Linked DNA regions of Homo sapiens: region 2 is linked to region 1. A link is a loop called in an ENCODE intact Hi-C map of the cell type or tissue named here. Cell type or tissue: PC-9. All regions are shown on one strand. Each heading gives the region's core, and the rest is flanking DNA. Links, peaks and the distances in the headings are about the cores only. Region 1 overlaps EXOC3L4 (exocyst complex component 3 like 4). Region 2 overlaps MARK3 (microtubule affinity regulating kinase 3).

Region 1 (8,000 bases), core at 1-8,000:
ACAGAACGGGAGCGTGCCTGGGCACCGAGGGCTCATGGGCTGGCTACACAGCCTTCATCTCCCCTCCGATCCCATCCTGCTTGGACAGGAAAACCGAGGCCAGCCTGAAAGCACTGCTAGGGGGCAGACGAGGGGTGTGCAGGGGCGCTGGTGCCTCCACTCTGAGGGCTCTGGCCTGAGGTGGGGGACACCTCCCAAAGGCCCTGACCGTGAGATGGGGCTGTGACCCTCGCCCCTTCCCCGCACCCCTGCAAACTGTATGCAAATGTATGCAAAGTGCCGCCCTCCCACCTGGTTCCCTCCACCCCCCAGCCCCACAGGCGCCCCAGTCCCTGTTCCACCTGATCCAGAGTGGGGAGAACCACTCCTGCCAAAAGCCCTCCCGGCGCTAAGGCCCTAGTCACTGCCACCACTCCCCACACAGAGGCGAGCACCGAAGGGCAGTCATGCCGCCCCTACCAGGCCCTGGAAGGTGTCGCTGATGGCCTGGGCATCCAGGCTCATCTTCTGGGAGCCATGCATGCGCTCCATGCCCCGGAACCGCTCCCGTGGCCTCAGCGCCCGCGCCAGGTACTCGCGGACCACGAACCGGTGCACCTCCTGCAGAGTCTCCTGGGCGGCCCAGGGTCAGGGTCAGGGTCAGGGTCAACAGCCCCAATCCTGGGCACAGCCCTGCCAGGGCCCTCCCCCTTGTGGTACCTGTGCCCGCGGCCGGGCCACACGCTGGAGATGACCGGCGAAGGTCACCACCTTGTCCATGAGGGGATGCAGCCAGTCCTGCGTCAGCCAGTCCCTGGTGCACACAACCCTGAAGAGCGGCTGGGGACAGAGGGGCTGGGAGTCTGCAAATGTGCACTACGCCCGCAACGTAACCCCTCCCTCGAAGCCCAGTGTGCCACTCCTGACCCCTTCCCTCCTGGGTTTGGGGTGCCATTCCCTCTCCTAGCCACAGGTTATGTCACGAGCCCTTTCCCAGAATGCCTCTCCCAGGCCCCAAGCTCTAGGGGCAGGGTTTGAGTCTGTGCAGTCAGATCTGCTCAGGGCATGCCCTGGAGAAGCCTTGAGGGACTGGGTGAGGACCCTGGGCCTGGATCCGTGGACCCACCATCCCAGGCTTCGGGGGTGACCACTAAGAGCTGGAGACTGAAGTGAGAAGGCAGGCGTCTCCCAGCCGCCCCTGCTCAGCTGGGACCTCACCTGGGTCCCCTGCCCACTACCCTACACACACACCCATGAGCTCACCCTGGAATAAATGAATGCTGTGACCTGGGCCCCCAGGCTCTAGGAAATAGGGGGTGCCTGCTGGGCATGGGAAGTAGGGAGAGAGGGCCTATCACAGTCACCTGCAACTCACGCTGCAAGCCCTGAAGCAAGTGCTTCTGGAAGCTGCAGGTGGCCGTCACCAGGGGCTTCTCCAGCTCCTCTTGGGTTCCTGGGAACCTGGAGAGAAGACTGGTCCTGGGGAGGGGCCAGGACCAGCGATGAGGTGGGCAAGGGAGACCAGGCTGGGGAATAGAGCCGGGCACACAGCTCCACTCACTTAGACTACAATGTGAAGGGCAGCCCGTGGGGCTCCCCATTGTAGCTGTCTGCGAGCAGAGTCAAGTGGGGGACAGCACAGAAGCCCAGGGAGCCAGTCACAAAGGGGTGGGTCAGGGGTGGCTGACCCGTTCCCCTCTGGCAGCTCTGGGACAGACCTTCCATCCCTCTTGGTGATAAACAGTGCGGCATAGCCATGCCTGGAACATACCCTACCCTGAGCCTTATAACTGCCCCCTGAAGGTGACCATGTCCCTATTTCACTGTTGAGGAAACTGAGGGCCAGGCTATACGCAGTCCCCGCAGCCAGGGACACAGTAGAGCAGGCTGGAGTTCCATCAAGGGTTTGGCCAGAGGCTGCCTACCAAGGGGCAGAGAACGCTCCCTGGAGCTGAAACCCCAGGGTCCCAGCACCAAGGACAAGCCTGGCACAGATTAAGGACGAGAGTGTTGGAGAAGCAGTGCCTGATGGTCATGCTTTGGATTTAGGCAGGCCTAGTTCAAGTCCCAGCTCCACCACTTCCTGGCTACGTGGCCACGGGCAAGTGGCACCTCCTTTCCAGGCCTGTGCTCTGCACCTGTGCGTGGGTATACTGCGCTTGGGATGAGACGTGTCAGGCAGGGAAGGCACCCACAAAGTGCCTGGCACTGAGAAGTGCTCACAAAGAGCCAATGGGAACTGAGTCCCCTGAGGCACAGAGGTCCCACACCACCCCAGGGAGCAGGTGCTCTGATCCTATTTGACAGGTGGCAAAAGAGCCACAGAGGGGAGGTGGCTTGTCCCGGAGCACACAGCCAGCAGGTGGCACAGCTGTTCTTTGAAGTCAGACAAATGAGAAGTACTTCGGGACACTAAAATTTACACACTTTTAAAAAAGGATAAACCCAGATGGGGAGGCTCAGTCTGTGCCTCTGGCGCTGCCGCATCTGCTGAGGCCTGGCCTGGAGCTGAGGGCACGGAAGGCCAACAGCTACTGCCAGCCCACAGGGAGGGCGTCTGCCTTCTGGGGACACAGAGACCCAGACCTCACCCCAGCAAAGCCCAGGGTGCAGGCTGAGGGAGGCTTCCCAGAGAAGGAGGTGTCCCAAGATGGAAGAAATGCTGCCTGGGATGAAGGGAGGGAAAAATGGAGCCCAGGGCAGCAGGCAGGGAGCTGGAACCCCTCGGCCTCTGCTCAGCCTTGAAGAGCCATCCACACTCCCCCAGGGCCCCTGCTCGGATGGACACACACACACAAGACACACGCATCTAGGCTCTGACACACACACACCACTCAGCTCCACCCCTACACGCACATGCATAAACACCTCTTAGCTCCAACACACACACACACACACACACACAGCCCTCAGCTCTGCCAAACACGCACACACACAGCCTCAGCTCTCCACGCATGCACACACAGGCACACACCCTCAGCTCCATCACACACGCACACACACCCCCCAACTCTGCTACACACACACGCACACACACCCCTCAGATCCACCAACACACAGACACAAACACACACACACACTCCTCACCTCTGCCCCCTCCACGCGCGCGCACTCCCCTCCATCCAGGTTCCCGGCGCTCGCGCGCCCCCTGCTGGCCACGCTGCGCCCGCACAGGAGCGGGCGAGCCCTACCTGAGCTCCTCGCAGGCGTTGATGTAGGCGCCCAGGTGCGGCTCGCTCACCGCCTCCGACGCCAGAAAAGCCTTTTCAAACCTGGGGCGGGATACACAGAGCCTTTGGGGACCCTCCCTAGCTGCGCGATGACCCTGGGTCCACCCTCCCAATCAGGTCCCTACGCAGACTCCTCCCTCCCACCTGCAGAGCGCACCCGGCCAGGTCGCTCCCCTACTGAGGATGCGTCCGCACCTGGGCACGAAGAGGCCGAGCGCCCGCGTGCAGATTCGCAGGGTGGTGGCCTCCAGCTCCGCGGAGATGGCGCCGGCCGCCTTCACGTGCTCGGCCACGAGCTGCGAGCGAAGCCCCGCACTGAGCGTGCCTCCCAGCCCCCGACCTGAGGCCGCGGGTCCCCTGGTAGCCCCCGCTGCGCCTCCAGCCCGCCCCGCTGTGCCTGTCAGTCTTGGCCCCTCCAGCTTTCAGCCGCCCAACTGGAGAGTCAACTCCCGCAAACTCCCATCCAGCAGCCTCCCTGCCCGTCGGCGCGCCGGGGGTCCCCGATTTCCCCCCGCGTGGGGCCTCAGGCTCCCATCTAACGGAAGGGTTGGTTGGGACTGGATAGGAATTCGTTCTGGAAATCGCCACCGTGTGCGTGAGGCTTGAACAGACGCCCCTTCTCAGCCCCTGCTCCCGGGCCGCACCATATGGACGTCCATGGACAGCGGCGCCTGGTAGAGGCCCTGCAGCACCTCGGGGACCTCGGCGGCCGCCCAGTGACTCTGCTCCAGCTGCAAGATGCTGTCGAAGCAGCTTGCGATCTTGGCCTGGGGGGAGAAGGGATGGGCCGTGGTGAGACCCTCCCAGACCCCGTCCCGCGCCGTCCGGGATGAGGGCCGCCCTGTCGGGTCACAAGCCCGCGCCGGGGGCCACAGGGTGAACCAGAGCCAGCTCTGGCCGCCGATAGCCTGGGCGCCGCACATCCCCCCAGGGCCCGCCCCCTCCAGCCTGGCCCGCCCAGCCTGACCCGCCCGGCCTGACCTCCAGGAAGCTGGTGTAGTCGCTCTCCAGTCGGGCCCACACGTCCGGCGCCAGGAGCGGAGGCAGCGGCTCGGCGGGCAGCGCCAGCCCCGGGGCGCCCAGGAAGTCAGGACTGGAAGACAGGGCAGGGGGCTGGGGGCGGGAGCGGCTCTGATGCGGCAGCCGCTGCCCCTCTTCTGGCCAGGCTCAAAGTCTAACGCCAATCCCGAACCTGGGCATCTGTACACACACACACACACACACACACACACACACGCGCGCGCGCCTCTAGGCTGCCATGCCACACCCCCTCCCGGGAAGCCTCTGACAGCTGGGTTCCTGCCTTCCTGCAGAACGCTGAAGGACGGCTACCCAGATGGCACTCCGCCCTCTCCTCAAACACAGCTCAGGAATCGGCCACCCTCCAACCCGCAGCACGGAGGCCCACAGCAGGGCGGACACGGGTCTGACCCCACACAATTTAAGGAGCAATTTAAGGAGTGCGGGACTTCAGGCAACCTCCCCCACCTCCGTGGGCGCTCCTGCCGGTGGGGCTGGGAACCGCTCCGCGGGGAAGGCAATCCATCCTCATCCCAGGCAGAGAGCGGGAGGTGGCCGCTCCCCGCAGGCTGTACCCTGAACCCAGATGCCCGTCTGGCCTAACGGGGTGCCCTTTTCTTTTTTCTTTTCTTTCTTTCTTTCTTTTTTTTTTTTTTTTTGAGACAGAGTCTTGCTCTGTCGCCCATGCTGGAGTGCAATAGCGCGACCTCGGCTCACTGCAACCTCCGCCTCCCGGGTTCAAGCGATTCTCCTACCTCAGCCTCCGGAATAGCTGAGATTACAGGTGCGTGCCACCATGCCCGGCTAATTTTTGTAGAGACGGGGTTTCACCGTGTTGGCCAGGCTGATTTCGAACTCCTGACCTCAGGTGATCGGCCGCCTCAGCCTCCCAAAATGCTGGGATTACAGGCGTGAGCCATGGCGCCTGGCCAAGATGTGCCCTTTTCTGATGCGCCCAAAGGCACCTGGTGGAACCAGCACAGGCCCTGCTCCCATGGGAACCTCCCCGCGGAAACTTTTCAAATTCTGGAACTGTGTATGGGTGACCCCTAGAAAACCTGGGGCGGGAGCGCCCCACGGCCTAACCCGCCGAGGAAAGCATGTCGAAGCCCTCGGCTCTCAGCCCTCTCCCAGGGAGGGAACAGAGAAGAAAGGTCCGGTGCTCCTCAAAGCCGGCTCCCCAAGGCCTGCGGAGGAAGCGGCAGCTGTCCTCGCCACTGGGCGCCCTGGCCGAGACTCACCTGCCGTAGACGTTGGCGGCCCAGTCCAGCAGGATATAGAGCTGCTCGCAGCCGCGGGCGTCGCGCGCGAGCTCCTGGAGGCGCTGGGCCACGGCGCTGTGGAAGGCACGCAGATAGACCTCCCACGCTGGGAAGCCGGCCGCCGCATACGCGGGCTGCACCTCCTGCCGCACCTTCTGCAGGTCGCGGCGAACCAAGCCACCCAGCTCGGCCAGAAGCTGGGCCAAACCCGACGCGCCCTCCGCCTCCCCGAAGGCCCACCCCGCGCCCGGCCGCCGCACGCGCTCCTGAGCGCTTCGCCGCACCGCCTCCTCCCAGTGCTGGCGCCAGCGGCGCGGCGTGCGCAGGAAGTCGCCGTCGTCGGGGGGAGAAGGGTGGGCTTCCTCCTCCGCGCTCACCACGCGGGCCAGCTCGGCCAGCGCGGCCGCGTCCACACCGTCGCTGTCCAGCGTCTCGCGCACGATGGCGCCGATCTCGGCTGCCAGCCCGTCGTAAAGCAGGCACACGTCCATAGCGCGCCGCGCGAAGGCCGTAGGGTCCTGCTCAAAGGTGCGCGAGGCCTTCTCGGCCACCAGCAGCGTCTCCAGGCGCAGAAGCTGTTCGAAGGCCGCCAGCAGTTGCCGTTCAGTAATGAGGTCGGCCACGGATTTGCCTTCTGCACAGGCGGGCGAGAAGGGCGGTGAGAGGGACCGCCCCAAGACCCGAACCTGGACGAAGACCTGCAGGCCACGGCTCAATCCATCGGGGCTGGATTGTCTGTCCTCTGCCAGATGCCCCAGCACAGCTGAAGGCCTGCTCCAGGAACAACAGGCCCCAGCTGCCAGGAGCCCTCCCTTAGAGTCACCTTTGAAGAGGCAGAACCTGGGGCCCCAAGCCTGGCTGAACAGAGCAATTTGGGTCAACCCCTACCTTCCGCCTGGATCCCACACCCACCTTCCACTCCCGGCTGAGCCGGACCTGATAGCCTCATGCTCAGCCCTGATTGCAGGTCTAATAGGGTCGGAGCTCAGGCAGGGCGTGTCCTGCCCGTGTCCAGCTTTACATTCCTGCTGCTCCCCACTCTCCGCCAGCCTCCACCCGACAAGAGCTCTCCACCTCCATGTCCCCCTCTTCCCACCCCAGTGTATCCTCCTCTGGGCAATCCCCCTGACCTCCCCTCCTGGTACCTCTGCGAGCCTTGCACCCTCTGCAACCCTGTGATCAGCTGTGTGCATGGCCCTAGTTTGACCAGGAGCCAGGCTGTGAAAGGCCATGGAGAGGTGGGGATCTAGGGCCATGCATATCTGGGTTCAGGTCCCATTCTCCACGCTGTGAGACTTGAGGCAAGTCACTCCACCTCTCTGAGCCTCACTTTTCTTATCTGCCCAATGGGGGGGCTCCCATTGCAGAGATGCTGCAAGAATTTAAAGTGCAATTGTCCAGCTGGGCATGGTGGCTCACGCCTGTAATCCCAGCACTTCAGGAAGCCAAGGCAGGAGGATTGGGTGAGCTCAGGAGTTTGAGACCAGCCTGGGCAACATAGCAAGACCATATCTCTACAAAAAAATAAAAACAAATTTAAAAAATTAGGCCAGGCACAGTGGTTCACGCCTGTAATCCCAGCACTTTGGGAGGCTGAGGGGGCGGATCGCGAGGTCAGGAGCTCAAGACCAGGCTGGCCAATATGGTGAAACCCCGTCTTACTAAAAATGCAAAAAAAAAAATTAACCAGGTGTGTTGGCACGCACCTGTAGTCCTAGTGACTTGGGGGCCTGAGGCAGAAGAATCACTTGAACCTGGGAGGTGGAGGTTGCAGTGAGCCAAGATTGCGTCACTGCACTCCAGCCTGGGTGATAGAGTGAGAGTCAGTGTCAAAAAAAAAAAAAAAAAATTAGCCGGGTGCAGTGGCTTACACCTGTAGTCCCAGCTACTCAGAAAGTTGAGGTGGGAGGATCGCTTGAGCCCAGGAGGCCAAGGTCGCAGTGAGCTGTGATTGCACCACTGCATGCCAGCCTGGGTGACAGAGTGGAGACCCTGTCTCAAATAAATAAAGAATTGCACATGTTCGGGGGCAGGGTTTGGGGAGCTAGGGAGGACAGCCTTTCCGGAAACCTCAGCTGAGCTGCCCTGACCTCTGGCCCGTTTCCTTTCATGCTTCGTGTTGTTTCTGAGGCCCTTACCTGCCTCGGGTTTCAGTTCCTCAGACGCTGCCCCAGTGGATGCCTGCTGGCTGACACCATTCATGACCCCCGAGGGCACCTCAGGAGTGGCCTGGGAATGGCCGGTAGCTGGGCCGTCATTCAGGGCTTGCCGGAAGGACCGGAACAGGGAGCAGGAGCTTCGCCGGAACAGGCCCGTATCTTCCTTGGAGACCTGGGTCAAAGCCCGCTGGCTGGCCCGGGAGAAGGCCTGCCTCAGGGAGCCCAGGCCCAGCCTTGTGCCATCCTTGCGGTGGGCATTGGGCTCTTTCCTGCTGCTTGTTCGCCGGGAGCCCTGAGCTGGAGTCTGTGGCTCCTCAGCCTCCTTGGGACTCTGCAGCTCCGGCCCAGGA
Region 2 (15,837 bases), core at 3,155-11,154, 290 kb before region 1:
AAAGATCTGATGCTTGTTAGGGTTAAACTCAATATATTTAATTCGATGTTTCTTGACGAAGTCCTTAAATTAAAAAATTTAAGAATTAACTTTTTAAAAGTTCCCTTAAAACAGAAGCAAATTAAATTGTCTTTTGCTTCCATTTGCCCTTCATTTTATTTTCCCAAGAATCCATCACCGACCCTAAGAAAAAGTTCCCTATTCCTATGCCACAGCACTCAGTACCAACATTAAACATTTAAACAAATAATTATGAGTTCTTGTACTGTTAATCAATTATTTCATACACGTATTTTTTTCTTCCTAAGGAGCCAATAAACAACCTGCATACACACACACACACACACACACACACACACACACACACAAAATGTTATATAATTCTTTGATAACTTTTTTTTTTTTTTTTTTTTGAGACAGGGTCTCGTTCTGTTGCCCAGGCTGGAGTACAGTAGTGTGATCGATCATACCTCACTGCAGCCTCGAACTCCTGGACTCAAGGGATCATCCCACCTCAGCCTCCTTAGTAGCTGGTACTACAGGTGCGTACACCACACATGGCTGATGTTTTAATTTTTTGTAGAGATAGGATCTCACTATGTTGCCCAGGCTGATCTCAAACTCTGGCCTCAAGCAATCCTCCTGTCTTATTCTCCCAAAGTGCTGATATTACAGGTGTAAGCCACCATACCTGGACTACTTTATAATATTTCATGGCAGACTATGCACATAATGGGTACTCAAAAGCTGCTGAGTTTAATTCTTATGGATTAAATGAGTCCTGATTCTTCTCCCTCCTGTGGAACTAAGCTGGTACCACTTCATCCACCATGAAAACTAGAATATGTAACTGCTACTGAAAAATGCTGAATACAGCCAAAGACATGAGATTTCCTTCTTCAAGAAGTTGAACACGTGTTTAGGGAGACCACATTGGCCAAATACTTGTTTTCCCAAACTTCTCTGCAGCTAGAGATAGCCATCTGGCTTAGTTCTGGCCAGTTCTCATTAGTTAAAGTCTACTAGGTGGCAATGTAGTAGGGGGTAGGGGTTGGTAATGCCTTTGTTTATCATAAAAGGGGAGGCCGGGCACTGTGGCTCACACCTGTAATCCCAGCACTTTGGGAGGCCAAGGCTAGCAGATCACCTGAGGTCAGGAGTTTGAGACCTGCCTGGCCAACATGGTGAAACCCCATCTCTACTAAAAGTACAAAAATTAGCCAGGCATGGTGGCACATGCCTGTAATCCCAGCTACTCAGAAGACTGAGGCATGAGAATCGCTTGAACAAGGGAGGCGACAGTTGCAGTGAGCTGAGATTCCGCCACTGCACTCCAGCCTGAGTGACAGAAACTTCATCTCAAAAAAAAAAAAGGAGGGTGGGGGGGTAAGGACAGAGTTGCCAGTACAGTTCCTTCCTCCTTCCTTGAATGCAACCATGTAGCTGTAACTGTAAAACATTATCCTGTAGCTACAGGGTCTCAAACATGACAGAAAAGACAAAACTACCTTAAAATACCACCAACTCCAATATTACTGAACTGCTGATCCAAAGCTAGACGCTGCATACCTCCAAATTCCTTTCTTTTTTTTTTTTTTCTTTTTTTTTTTTTGAGATGGAGTCTCACTCTGTTGCCCCAGGCTGGAGTGCAGTGGCGCCATCTCGATTCACTGCAAGCTCCGCCTCCCGGGTTCACGCCATTCTCTGGCCTCAGCCTCCCGAGTAGCTGGGACTACAGGTACCCGCCACCGTGCCCGGCTAATTTTTTTCGTATTTTTAGTAGAGACGAGGTTTCACCGTGGTCTCGATCTCCTGACCTCGTGATCCACCCGCCTTGGCCTCCCAAAGTGCTGGGATTACAGGTGTGAGCCACCGCACCCTACCCCAAATTTCTTTTTGGAGAAAAACAAACCCCCTATTTGTTTAGGGCACTGTGTTAGGTCTTTGTGACGTTCAGCCAAAGCACTACTGACATAGGGGCCATATCAACTCAAAGCAATAAGAAAAATGGGAATGTGCTCCATTTTGTTTTACATATTAGTTCTTAATTTTGCCCACATATAAAAGAAGCATGAATTGTAAATCACTGTATAATCAGAAGACAAATTAAAACATTTCTTAGACACATTTAAAAAATCTTTTAAAAAAATCCTTGCCGGCAGGAAGTCCGTAAAAAATTTTTTTAACATCAATATGGTTCCAGAATAGTTTTGCCCTTGTATCTACCAGGCAGAGAACCAACCTGAAATCTGAGAGGCCTACTTACGTACCTCCCACATGAGAAGAATCAGGTTTACAAGTTTAAAACAGCAACAACTTTACACTATGTTTCAAATCTTCCTGAACAGAACTTGATCCCTTCTGTAAAACAAAAGAAGTGTGCCCTTACATGCATTCTATTCCTTAAATCACAAGCCACTTACTTAACACATAGGTATGGTTTCCAAATGTTAAAAAACAAAAACAAAAACAAACTACAAAGCCAAGTTGTGACAATAAATGGCTGTCCTCCAAGTATTTTGTACTTTAGAAATATTCACAAAGTCACGTTTCACTTTTGAAAGCAGCTAGGCAATTATTTCATTCAACATAGAAAAAGGATTTGATAAGATTGAACAATTTATAATTTAAAAACTCTTGGCCAGGCATGGTGACTCATGCTTGTAATCCCAGCACCTTCAGAGGCTGAGGCAAGAGGCTTGCTTAAACCCGGAAGTTTGAGACCCGCCTGGGCAAACATAGCAAGACCCTGTCTCTACCAAAAAGCCCCCACAAAATTCCTATAGCAAACTAGGATTAGAATGGGATGTCTGTCCTTGATTTGATAAAAATCACCAACCCCCGCAAAAAACAAGAATGCACCCAAAGCCAAGGAATGTATAAAGAGATTCTAAAAATCAGAGAGAAATACAAGTTAAAACCACAATGTAGTATCACCTTAGGCCTGTTAGATAGGGAAAAGGCAGAAAGCTCTGAAATGTTGGCAGAGAAACGGGAATACAAAAACTGTGGTGCACTATTGATGGAAGCAGCCATCTAGAAGAACAATCTGACATTTCCTGTGACCCATCAAGTCCATTCCAAGCTATATATCCCAAAGAAACTCTTACATTGCTCCATAAGGGGACATGCATGAAGATGTTGAAGCATTTTTTTTGTGGTGACAGAGTTGGAGAAAATTAACATGTGCACCTCTGGCGAGCAGACTGGTAAAATGTGGTAGATGCATACATCTCACTGCTATTCAGCAGTTAGATGCAATATATTAAGCGCACAGATAAGACATATGTAATATTTACATAAAGTACCAAACATACCAAAATAAACTATGTAAGAACACATACACATACTAAACACATTAAAACAGTAACGTGGGGTGGAGGGTAAGAGTAATGACATATGGAGACTAACAGGAGTAGATAAAACAAGAAGATAGTCTCACATGGATCAAAGATAATGTGACTCTTCACAGCTGAATTTATGAGAAAGCATCTAAGAATATGAATAGGAAGGGGGAACTGTTATTGTCCCATAAATATAGTAAAATCTGTTTCACTTTTGAATAAAATAATTGTTACTGGTATAGTAGGTGAACTAATGTAATACGGTGAAAAATAATTTACTTGTCTAATCCTTAGAATAAAAAACTTGTAAGGCACAAGTTGTGGCTAAAAAAATCTTGATTCAGGCCAGGTGCGGTAGCTCACGCCTGTAATCCCAGCACTTTAGGAGGCTGAGGCAGGAGGATCACAAGGTCAGGAGTTCGAGACCAGCCTGGCCAATATGGTGAAACCCCATCTCTACTAAAAATAAAAAAATTAGCCAGGCATGGTGGCGGGTGCCTGTAGTCCCAGCTACTCAGAAGGCTGAGGCAGGAGAATCGTTTGAACCTGGGAGGCGGAGGTTGCGGTGAGCCGAGATCGCACCACTGCACTCCAGTCTGGGTGACAGAGTGAGACTTCATCTCAAAAAAAAAAAAAAAAAATGTTTATTCAGTAACTTTCGGCTAGTCAACTATATGGTAGGCATTAGCAGGGAATAAAAGAAACAGAAAAGTGTGGTGTCAAACCTTCAAGGCACTCATGATATACACGGGGTGCTAACGGGGGAATAGCAACTGAAACAAGGGGCAATTCCTGCCCCAAGAGAAAATCAGAGTGAATACTCTAATGCTGTCCAATAGGTGTATAATGTGACATACATATGTAATTTTCAATTTTCTAGTAGCTCCATTAAAAAATGTAAAAAGAAACATATTTAATACGTTAAATTAAATACCATTTTATTTAACTCAATATACCCCCCAATATTTCAATGCATAATATAAAAAGGCTTTATATCCTATTTTTGAAATACTGTCTTTGAACTGGTTTATCTTTTATACTTACAGAACACCTAAATTCAAACTAACCACGTTTCAAGTGCTTGGTAGCCCCACATGTGGCTAGTTGCTACTGTGCTGGATAATGCAGCTCTAGGCACCCAAAGGACATGATCACATTTGGGTGAGATGAAGGAAAAAAGGTACCCCAAGATGTGAAGGGATGGAGTCCTCAAAGGGCAAGTAGGAGAGTTCTTATGAGAGATGAAGGACATCTCAGGCCAGGCACCACCCAAGAAGAGGTAACAAAGCTTGGGTGAAAAGGGGAAACGCTACTCTACTACAACAACCCACCATTAGCCAAATTTACCGCCAATTTTTCAAGAAGCCTATCAATCTTAGTTTGTTATTTATAATAACAAGTACTAGCTAAATTTTAAAGACATGTATTGACATATGTAAACACCTAATCCAAGTCTGGTTATAAATCATGGCTGCATTTACTTCCCCTCCCTCTCCAAACTCCATTAATATGAAAGTAAAGGAAAAAAATATAAGGCATAAGGAAAAAAGCCACAAGACAAAGAAAATAAAAGTGGTAACAGATATACTTTCAGAAACTAAAAAAAGAAGGAAAATGACTTAACACATATAAGAAAGATTAATCCTAAGCCAGCTATGGAGATATTGGAAAATCCTGATTTGTATTATAGAACTCTCAAAAGGTTCAGGAACTGGTAGTACAAGTACCTCTAGAAGTGTGAGTGAAGTAAGCCTGAAACAAGAAGATCTATCAGTCTGTTAAATAACAGACCCCCGGGTCTCCTCTCCCACTCAGGCAAAAAACTGGAGGTTCTTTAGAAAGGGCAAAATGGAAAGTCTCTGGGCTTGGGGACACAGGGCACAACTGAGGGCAGGGACACTGAAAACAAGCAGAGAAAGCAGAAAGCCACAGATCTTTCCTTCTGCCCTCTCCCGACTCAGCTCCCTGGAACATGGGCATTCCGTGCTTGCCTAGGCCAAGTGATAAGACTAAATATATTGGTATCAAGAGCACCACAAAGAAATAACAGTGTGTCCCACTGTTGTATTCAAGATCCATCCAAATGCACAAAACTTCCAATCAGCCTTAAACAAACAGAAAAATAAGCAAGACTCAAAATAGCATTCTCTCTCTCCAAATCGGAGTGTCAGATGCTATATAAGACAGAAAACAAAATTCTGAGGAAAAAGGGCATTCAGTCTAGAATTCTATATGCAGCCAAAATATCAATCAAGTATGAGAACAGAATAAAGATGTTTGCAGATATGAAAGGATTTTAAAAATTTACCTCTGAGCAACTTTCTCAGAAAATCACTGGAGGAACTGCTGCAATGAAACCTGGGAGTGAACCAAGGGGAAGAAAATGGATCGAACAGGAAAGGCAAAGGGAATCCCTAGGATATGGGTGAAGGGAGATCTCAGGATGACAACTATGCAGCAGAACAGACAGACAGAACACAAGGCCAGCCTGACAGAGATGAAAGTGACTGAATGCCTGATGAATCTGGCCACAGAGGAAATTGAGAAAGTGAAGTCATAAAAATCTAAGTAAACAAACAAAAAAACCAAGACACAACTTGAATGATGTTATTCTCTTTTGATTTAAAAAAAAAAAAACCATGAGGCACAGCCGAGTGAATTTGTCCACAGTTAAATCTCAAGACTAGTTTCAAATTCCAGTCTATAACTCTAAATTCTAATTTCTCCTTTTATATGTTGTTCCTTCTTTTTTGCTCCATCTTATGAGGTCCATTCTACCTCTTCAGAATCTTTATCTCGATCAGTCTTAGACTCTCATTTTTGTCTTCCACTTTCAAGCCCAGACTCTTTCCATCACACATCCCTTCAGGAAAGTAGTGTAAGATTGTGGCCAGGCGCTGTGGCTCATGCCTATAATCCTAGCACTTTGGGAGGCCGAGGCAGGTGGATCACTTGAGGTCAGGAGTTCAAGACCAGCCTGGCCATGGTGAAACCCCGTTTCTACTAAAAATACAAAAATTAGCCAGGCGTGGTGGCGGGTGCCTGTAATCCCAGCTACTCGGGAGGCTGAGGCAGGACAATCACTTGAACCCAGGAGGCAGAGGTTGCAGTGAGCCAAGATCATGCCACTGCACTCCAGCCTGGGCAACAGAGCAAGACTCCATCACAAAAAAAGAAAAAAGACTAGAGTTATGTAAAATTCTATGAACAAAACCTGTGAATTCAACTTCTCTGATTTTATATTAAATTCTACCAATACAGATTTTTGTGTCAAATGTCCATACACAAACCCCACAATATTTAGGTCCAACAAAAAGCAAATGCCTGTCAACAAGAAATACAGAAAAAACACCTGCTTTGTTTGAGCTTCAACACTGAACTTCAAGGTCCCACATAACCCACAGAAACAATGTCTTATCTAGTGCACACAGAAGTACACAAGACCAACCATAGTTGAGCAGCTTGAGTGGCTAGAGTGTAGTGCTAGCGAACTCTCGGCTGAAGACAAAATTGGATGCCCCTCCCACCTCCAAAAAAAGGCCTTTTCTTTCAAAGCCAACTTCTGCCCTTCCAATTGTTCTGTACAAGCAGGTGCAGACGGGTGAGTACAAATTCCTTATTACTTTTGCAGACCAACTCCAAGCACAACCTTTAACTTCTTGTGTGAGACAGGACATTAAAGCTTCCCAGGTAAGAGATTTATTTTCTCCTTCATGTTTAATTTGAAATTTGAAAATGGATATGAGACAAATGAATTTTCTGCTTTAGTCCTCCCAGTGGTGATCAGAGGGTACTGCATTCCCTGACTCCTTTTTCTTTTTTAACCAAAGCCACAAGTCACGGAATATTCCCTGACTCTTACTAGGAATTTGTTCCAGCCCAGGAAAAAATTCCAGGCATAAAATTTGGCTATATCTTAGAATAATAAAATGCAGGCCGAGCGCAGTGGCTCAAGCCTGTAATCCCAGCACTTTGGGAGGCCAAGGCAGGCGGATAACCCAAGGTGAGGAGTTTGAGACCAGCCTGGCTAACATGGTGAAACCCCATCCCTACTAAAAATACAAAAAATTAGCTGGGCATGGTGGTGTGTGCCTGTAACCCCAGCTACTTAGGCTGGCAGGCGGAGGTTGCAGTGAGCCAAGGTCACGAGATTGCACTCCAGCCTGGCAACAAGAGTGAAACTCTGTCTCAAAAAAAAAAAAAAAGTAATAAAATGCAGAACAATCCTCTTTGCAATCAAATAGTTAATATTAATTTTTATTAGACTGTATAAGCCTCTATGTAATTACAATGTAAATCATGCACCATGTAAGTCTAAATAGTTATACAATGTATATATCATGAGCTACATAACTTAAATGACCAAAATTCTATTTACTGCAAATTTCAACCTTTACCTCATTTACATACATAAGATAAGGATGCTCAAATTGAAGTCTATAAGATCTTTCCCTGAAAACTGACTAAATATTTTCATGAATTCTTCAGAGATCAACTTTTTTTTTTCTTTCTTAAGATACATAGTTTCACCATGTTGTCCAGGTCGACTGGAACTCCTGGCCTCAAGTGATCCTCTGGCCTTAGCCTCCTGAGTAGCTGAAACTATAGGCCAACTTTTTTCTGATAAGGCCCAAACAGCTTGATTCAACAGGTTGTGCTTAGAAGTTGACAAGCTGATTAAGCCGGGGCACAGTGGCTCACGCCTGTAATTCCAGCACTTTGGGAGGCCGAGGAGGGAAGTGGGAGGATCATGAGGTCAGGAGTTCCAGATCAGCCTGCCAACATGGTGAAACCCAGTCTCTACCGAAAATACAAAAAAATCAGCTGGGCATGGTAACAGGCACCTGTAATCCCAGCTACTCGGGAGGCTGAGGCAGAATTGCTTGAAGCCAGGAGGCGGAGGTTGCAGTGAGCCAAGATCATGCCACTGCACTCCAGCCCGGGCAACAAGAGTGAAACTCTGTCTCAAAAAATAAAATAAAATTTAAAAATTAGCTGGGTGTGGTGGCGGCTGCCTGTAATCCTAGCTACCTGGGAGGCTGAGGCAGGAGAATCGCTTGAACCCGGGAGGCGGAGGTTGCAGCGAGCGAGATCGTGCCACTGCACTCCAGCCCAGGTAACAGTGTGAGACTCCGCCTCAGGAAATTTAAAAAAAAAAAAAGCTAATTAAATAAAACCATATTACATATTTTAAATGAGATACTCTACAAAGTATTGCTGGCTGGTATACAGTTAAGTGATCACCAAATGGCAACTATTGTTATTTTCCAGAACCACAATTTTTAATAAACAGTTTTTTTTAAACTCATGGAACCTGAAAACTCAATTAAATGGTCTGGAAATCTTCCTTTGATAGTCACAGTACAATCTAAAAGGAGTATAGTTTAGTTAGCAAGCCTTCACTGCACACTAAGGCAGTGATTTTTTTTTCTTAATAAATAAACATCAGAAATTCCTGCTATAGTGATTCTTAAGAGTGGTCCCCGGACCTGGAGCATCAACATCACCTGGCAACTTGTTAGAAATTCCAATTCTACGGGTAAAATCAAGGTCTAGGGGTAGGGCCCAGTGATCACGGTTCTAAAGCCCTTCAGGTGATTCTAATGTTTGCTTAAGTTTGAGAGTTACAGACTAGTTTCATAAAGCTCAGGCTGCTTTGTCCTGCAAGGAGCAGGAAATCCTAAAGAGCAGGAAAGCTATGTGTCCCAGGTATATGGCCTCTACAGCACCTAGCACAGTATCATACACACGGTAGGCATTCACACTTGCTGAATAGGTTAATTCAGTCTCACATAACCGATGACTGACTAGACAACAGCATCATCAGTTTCACAGAGGTCAGAAATTTGGGGGACTATTTGCATTAACTAATAATAAGTACATGATGCACACATATCAGTAACTGTTAAATAACTGGGAAAGCCCTGGGCCTCTGGTACTTTGGCCAATAACATTACCAGGCTTACGAAGTGTCATATCCTTTGAAATTCAGGTGAAAAATATGTTTCTCATTTTGCCAGTATAGAAAAAGGATGTATCCGTGGCTCCATATAACTATAGAACATAAACTGAAATGCAAACTGTTTGGTTGCCTTTAAAAAGCATATTTTGACCAGGTACAGTGGCTCACGCCTGTAATCCCAGCACTTTGGGAGGCCAAGGCGGGCGGATCACCTGAGGTCAGGAGTTTGAGAACAGCCTGGCCAACATGGCGAAACCCCATCTCTACTAAAAAAAAAAAAAAAAAAAAAAAAAAAATAGCCAGGCATGGTGGCGGGAGCCTGTAATCCCAGCTACTCGGGAGGCTGCGCACGACAATCGCTTGAACCCGGGCGGCAGAGGTTGGCAGTGAGCCGAGATTGCACCACTGCACTCCAACCTGGGCGACAGAGCAAGACTCCATCTCAATTAAAAAAAAAAAAAAAGCATATTTGACATATCAGCCAACTATAATGTATGAATTCAAGCTGGATTCTAATTTGAACAGTTTAAAAATTAGAAATGTGAGAAAATTTAAATACTGCATATTTGATATTAAGAAAATATGATAAAAGTATTGCTTTTTTCTTAAAACAGGCTTTATCTCTTCTAAAAGCTTTAGAGAGGAAATGATACTGCATTTGCTTCTTCATTTATAAATGAAATAAGATTGGCCACTGAGCTGCGCTGTTGAGTACATGGGGGGCTAAGTACATACCAGGGTTTCTCAACGCTGGCACTACTGACATTTTAGGCCGGGTAATTCTTTGCTGTGGAAGGCTGTCCTACGTACTGTAAAATGTTTAGTAGCATTCCTGGTCAGCCAAACCTTTCTCCAGCTGTGATAACCAAAGATGTCTTTAGACATTGTCAAATGTCCACTAGAGGGCAAAATCACCCTGTGGCTGAGAAGCATTGATAAATAACATTCTATTTTTTTAAATTTTCCTATAATAAAATATTTTAAAAAATAGTTTTGACTGAGTGTGGTGGCTCACACCTGTAATTCCAGTGCTTTGGGAGGCTGGGACAGGAGGCCTGCTTGAGCCCAGGAGTTAGAGACCACCTTGGGCAATACAGGGAGATCTCATCTCTACGAAAAAATTAAAAATTAGCCATGCATGTGGTGGGGCACGCCTGTAGTCCCAGCTACTCAGGAGGCTGAGTCGGAAGGATTGCTTGAGCCCAAGAGGTCAAGGTTACAGCAAGCTGTGATTGCTCCACTGCACTCCAGCCTGGGTGACAGAGCGAGATACTGTCTCAAAATCAAAATAAAATCTACAGCAAGCTTGTCCAACCCACAGCCCTAGGGCTGCATGCAGCCCACCACAGCTTTGAAAGTGACCCAACACAAATTCATAAACTTTGTTAAAACACTGTGAGATTTTTTTTGCAGTTTTTTTAAAGCTTATCAGCTATTGTTAGTGTTAGTGTATTTTATCTGTGGCCCAAGACAATTCTTCCAATGTGGCCCGGGGAAGCCAAAAGATTGGACACCCCTGATCTACAAGCTTAAAAAAAAGTTTTAGAAATACTCTATGTACAGGTACAACTACATCTCCTTGTGGAGCCTAAGCTAGAGATCTGGGGCCCAGTAGAGGCTTTGCTACTAAATAGTTAGTGGTCTTCTGTCATTACTAGCAGCCTTTGTCACCTCTCTGAGTCTCAGCAACCTCACTGGATCAGATTGAGTAGTTCTTTTGAGCTATAACACGATGCAGCAACAGTGAACTTTTTTTTTGAGATGGAGTCTCACTCTGTCGCCCAGGCTGGAGTGCAGTGGCGCCATCTTGGCTCACTGCAAGCTCCGCCTCCCGGGATCACGCCATTCTCCTGCCTCAGCCTCCCGAGTAGCTGGGACTACAGGCACCTGCCACCACGCCCGGCTAATTTTTTATATTTTTGGTAGACACAGGGTTTCACCGTGTTAGCCAGGATGGTCTCGATCTCCTGACCTCGTGATCTGCCCGCCTCGGCCTCCCAGAGTGCTGGGATTACAGGTGTGAGCCACCGCGCCCGGCCTTTTTTTTTTTTTTTTTTTTTTTGAGACGGAGTATCCCTCTGTCGCCCAGGCTGGAGGGCAATGGCTTGATCTCAGCTCACTGCACTCTCCGTCTCCAGGGTTCAAGCGATTCTCCAGCCTCAGCCTCCCAAGTAGCTGGGATTACAGGTGCCCGCCACCGCACCCGGCTAATTTTTGTATTTTTAGTAGAGACAGGGTTTTGCCATCTTGGTCAGGCTGGTCTCGAACTCCTGACCTCAGGTGATCCACCTGCCCCGGCCTCCCAAAGTGCTGGGATTACAGGCGTGAGCCACTGCACCTGGCCAACAGTAAACTTTTATATACCCATTCACTAAGGGTGGACATTAATATTTGGAAATCAAACAAACAAAAACAAATTAGTGTACAAGGATGAAGATAATGTTGCAAGTTGTCTGCTTTTTTTTTTTTTTTTTTTTGGAGACAGAGTCTTACTCTGTCACTCAGGCTGCAGTGCAGTGGCATGATATCGGCTCACTGCAACCTTCACCTCTTGTGTTCAAGTGATTCTCCCACGTCAGCCTCCTGAGTAGCTGGAATTACAGGCATGCACCACCGCACCTGGCTAATTTTTTTTTTTTTTTGAGATGGAGTCTGGCTCTGTCGCCCAGGCTGGAATGTGGTGGCCCAATCTCGGCTCACTGCAAGCTCTGCCTCCCAGGTTCATGCCATTCTCCTGCCTCAGCCTCCCGAGTAGCTAGGACTACAGGTGCCTGCCACCACGCCCGGCTAATTTTTCGTATTTTTAGTAGAGACAGGGTTTCACCATGTTAGCCAGGATGGTCTCGATCTCCTGACCTCGTGATCCGCCAGCCTCAGCCTCTCAAAGTGCTGGGATTACAGGTATGAGCCACCACACCCGGCCTGCCTTTTCTTAGTCTTGATCTAATAAGCGACATTCTTATCACAGTTATATACAATTACTTAAAATTTAAATAAGATTCCTGGGGTAAGCACAATAAAAAGTATTTTTACAGAATACTAAAAGAAAACTGTTCTAGTCACAATAGCCAAAAATGTCCATCACTGGTGAGTGGATTAAAAAAAATTGTGGCACATCCAAACAAGGAAATACTTACTCAGCAATAAAAAGGAATGAACTACTGATACTGATACACATTCAAATAAATCTCAAAAGCACTACTCTAAGTGAAAGAAGACACAAAAGATTATTTACACTGTGACTCCATTTACATAGCATCCTAGAAAAGGCAAAACTACAGGGACAGAAAGCAGATCAGTGGTTACCCAGGGGCTAAGAAAGGGAGAGGGCACTGACTATACAGGGCCATAAGGGACCTTTCTGGCAATGGAAGTGTTCTACATCTTGATTGTGATAGCGGTTACATAACTATACGCTTGTCAAAATTCACCAAACTGTATACTTAAAACAGATGAACATTACATCTCAACAAACCTAACTTTAAGAAAAAAGGTTCTCAACAGAATGAGAGCTCCCATTCATTCTTGTACATTCACCACTCAATTGGCAGGAAGTCTAATACTTAGCAGTGCAGTAATGTAGGTAATTAATATGGACTATACCTGAGTTATAACACTGACACAAGGGCTCCACACTGTGAAAGCTACACAGCTCCTTCCAGAACATGCCAATGCAAGAGTTAAAAATGTAACAGGGCATGGTAAATTAATGCAACGATGTGTGATAAACTTGATTTTTAAAAAAAGTCAAAAATTCATTTTAAATACACTACATGGCTGGGCGTGGTGGCTCACGCCTGTAATCCCAGCACTTTGGGAGGCTGACGCGGGAGGATCACCTGAAGTCGGGAGTTTGAGACCAGCACGACCAACATGGAGAAACCCCGTCTCTACTAAAAATACAAAATTAGCCGGGAGTGGTGGCACATGCCTGTAATCCTGGCTACTCAGGAGGCTGAGGCAGGAGAATCACTTGAACCCGGGAGGCGGAGGTTGCAGTGAGCCGAGATCATGCCACGGCACTCCAGCCTGGGAGACAGAGCCAGACTCCATCTCAAAAAAGAAAGAAAGAAAAAAGACCCATTTGAAATCCTTCATTATCACAAATCTGCTATGACTGTTTTTGGCTTCAGTTTAGAAAGCATGGAGCTCCTACTCTGGTTCAATGTAAGGTTTTGCTTCTCTGAGTGAAGATCAATGATCAAAACTAATCAGTTGGGCACACTGGCTCATGCCTGTAATCTCAGCACTTTGGGGAGCCGAGGCGGGTGGATCACATGAGGCCAGGAGTTCTAGACCAGCCTGGCCAACATGGTGAAACCCTGTCTCTACTAAAAATACAAAAATTAGCCGGGCGTGGTGGTGCACGCCAGTAATCCCAGCTACTCGGGAGGCTGAGGCATGATAATCACTTCAGCCTGGGAGGTGGAGGCTGCAGTGAGCCAAGATCGCACCACTGCACTCCAGCCTGGGAGACAGTCTCGGTCTGTCTCAAAAAATAAATAAGTAAATAAATAAATAAATAAACAAATAAATAAGGTTTCTTTAAAAGGACTATAAGGAAATTAGTTCCCTGACTCACCTAGTCTAAGAGTTTCTATTACTCACTCTTTATATAATTTTCTAATCTATCTCAGGTGGAGAAAGGTACATCACTGTTCTACTTACTCAGGGCCACAGAGCATTAAATATTGTATACTAATATGCTACAGGGATGCTTTAGGCTATGGTTTACGTTTACGGATTAAATTATCAAACAGCTATCCAGCAAACAAGCGGCATTTTTGAAGATCAAAATGAAAGCATTAACTCCACTAGGCCACAACATCTCAGGACATTACTGAAAGCATGAAAACACTCAAAGCAAGGAAGCATTCCCTAAGAGAAGACATTTCGTGCCAGCAATTACCTCATAACACTTTTAATGAAAGGCCAGTGAAGTTTCTTTACAAATTATTTACTAGATGTTTTACAGAATATAGTCAACAACTAGATTGAAACACTTTTGAACCCAGTGTTAGAGGAGAACAGAGTTAGAAAACGAACAGAGTCAAACGTTTCTTCAATGGAATTTCTACTACAAGTTCTCATTCTCTAGCAATGCTGTTCCTGGCATTTTGTAGTTTCACATGAACAAAATCAAAGGTTCCTTTTATAAAACCATAGCCTGTGAGCGCTGAAAGGGACCTAAGAGCTCATCTAAGCCAATCTCTTTTTAGGAAGGAGGACAGCGAAGCCCCCAGCGGGTGTCCCTCAGCTAGGCAGTGAGTGGCAGAGCAGAGCTTCACTATACATCTGCTTTTCAAAATGTTTAACCAACTCCTTCAAAAAAGATTTGTATGGAAAGGAAACTGCCTTAATAAAGGCTGCGCGCTAGTGTTTTGGAATTCCTAAGGGGACCGCAAAGATCCCTCAGTGGACACTTAGTGACTGTGATTAAATTTAGTTCCAGACCATCTTAAAGAACGAGACCGCCCACTTGACCCAATCGATTACTCTTAATCAGCACCGGTAACATATGTTATTAATGTGACAGTCTCTCAAGAACTGCCTGACCAAGTTAAAAGCAGAGTTCGGCTAAAATAAGCACTGACCACTGCAGTGATCTGACACACACGTTTGCACAATCCATTGCGCGGCAACCTGGCCTCTCAAAGCACCGATCCGTAACGCTGCAACTCCTGGGCTTTATTAACCGACTAGACTGCCGGCATAATCGATGTACTTCGCAGACCCGCCCGCGAACAGCGGGACACGGCAGACTTCTGGAGGAAACGGTCCGACCTGGCTGCCTCCTGGGTGACTACGGCCTGCCCTCTATTTCCAGAGCGTTCGGCTGGGGGGAACACCCGACTGCAAGGCACTGCCCGAGGAGCACGAATGCCACCCCGAAGGTCCGCCAACTACAACGCCCAGGTTACTTACGTTTTCAGTGTCTCGTTCATTCACCGTTGGCAATGGGGTCCTAGTGGACATTTTACTGCACTTTAATTCTGCACAATGCGAGGGTCAAAACAAAACAGCACAGCCCTAGGAGGCCGGCGACCAGCGTCCTCGAGTCCACGGCAGTTCCGAAAAGGCGCCGTGGGGAGGGCGGCTCCCTTCCCCCTACGGCCGTCTAGATCCCGGGCCTGGCCCGGGCCGTCCCCCGGCGGGTCCCGGGGCTCATTCTCTCCCTGCCTCGGCGGCCGAGGCGAGGAGACCGGGAGGGCGGCAGTGGCGGAGCCGAGCCTGCGGGCGGCGGGCTGCGCTTCGGCCCGCCGGCGTCCCCTTGCCTCAGGGCGCCCCGCGATCCTGGGCCCCCTCACCTCCTTCTCCACTCCCTCCCGTCGCACCGCGAATTTCAGCTCGCGGGCCTCCACACAGCGCCGCCGGCGGCGCCTGAAAACGAGGAGGCGGAGGAGGATGTGAAGGAAGTGGAGCGCAAGACAGGCCGCCGCGGGCTGTGGGCGCCGACCATGGAGCGGGCTGCGGAGGAGGCGCCTGCGCCCGACTGCTTCTCCCTCTCTAGCGAGCTTGCTGCCTCAGCCT

The links. Hi-C counts contacts between places; a loop is a spot of excess contacts. Peaks named below come from ENCODE experiments on the same cell type or tissue, not always from the same donor. Only the 100,000 strongest peaks of a DNase experiment are listed, where the experiment ranks them.
Region 2: it touches region 1 in a loop (2.7-fold over the local background); 3 of 110 quality-filtered maps call a loop at or near these places.

What each region holds. Positions count from the first base shown.
Region 1 is chr14:103,100,243-103,108,242 of GRCh38, reverse strand. It overlaps EXOC3L4 (exocyst complex component 3 like 4), which reads right to left. Exons shown (of 12, transcript NM_001077594.2): 2 at 7,630-8,000; 3 at 5,471-6,125; 4 at 4,191-4,302; 5 at 3,854-3,976; 6 at 3,405-3,505; 7 at 3,171-3,251; 8 at 1,344-1,458; 9 at 700-819; 10 at 460-612. Among named protein-coding and RNA genes, the nearest start is that of EXOC3L4, 9.5 kb to the right of the region's middle. RefSeq lists a silencer at 2,901-3,060 and an enhancer at 2,935-3,685. In PC-9, for the core only: CTCF peaks have their summits at 2,158, 2,921 and 3,120 (motif pointing left); DNase peaks (open chromatin) are centred at 4,212, 4,492, 7,282, 7,662 and 2 weaker places; H3K4me3 peaks cover 2,427 bases; H3K27ac peaks cover 1,578 bases.
Region 2 is chr14:103,385,475-103,401,311 of GRCh38, reverse strand. MARK3 (microtubule affinity regulating kinase 3) reads right to left here. Exons shown (of 18, transcript NM_001128918.3): 1 at 15,232-15,837. The coding sequence starts at 15,282. Among named protein-coding and RNA genes, the nearest start is that of MARK3, 8.0 kb to the right of the region's middle. RefSeq lists silencers at 1-42, 15,431-15,620 and enhancers at 763-1,562, 14,961-15,150, 15,091-15,837. In PC-9, for the core only: CTCF peaks have their summits at 6,863, 7,064, 9,928 and 10,130; DNase peaks (open chromatin) are centred at 5,889 and 10,111; H3K4me3 peaks cover 159 bases; H3K27ac peaks cover 4,558 bases.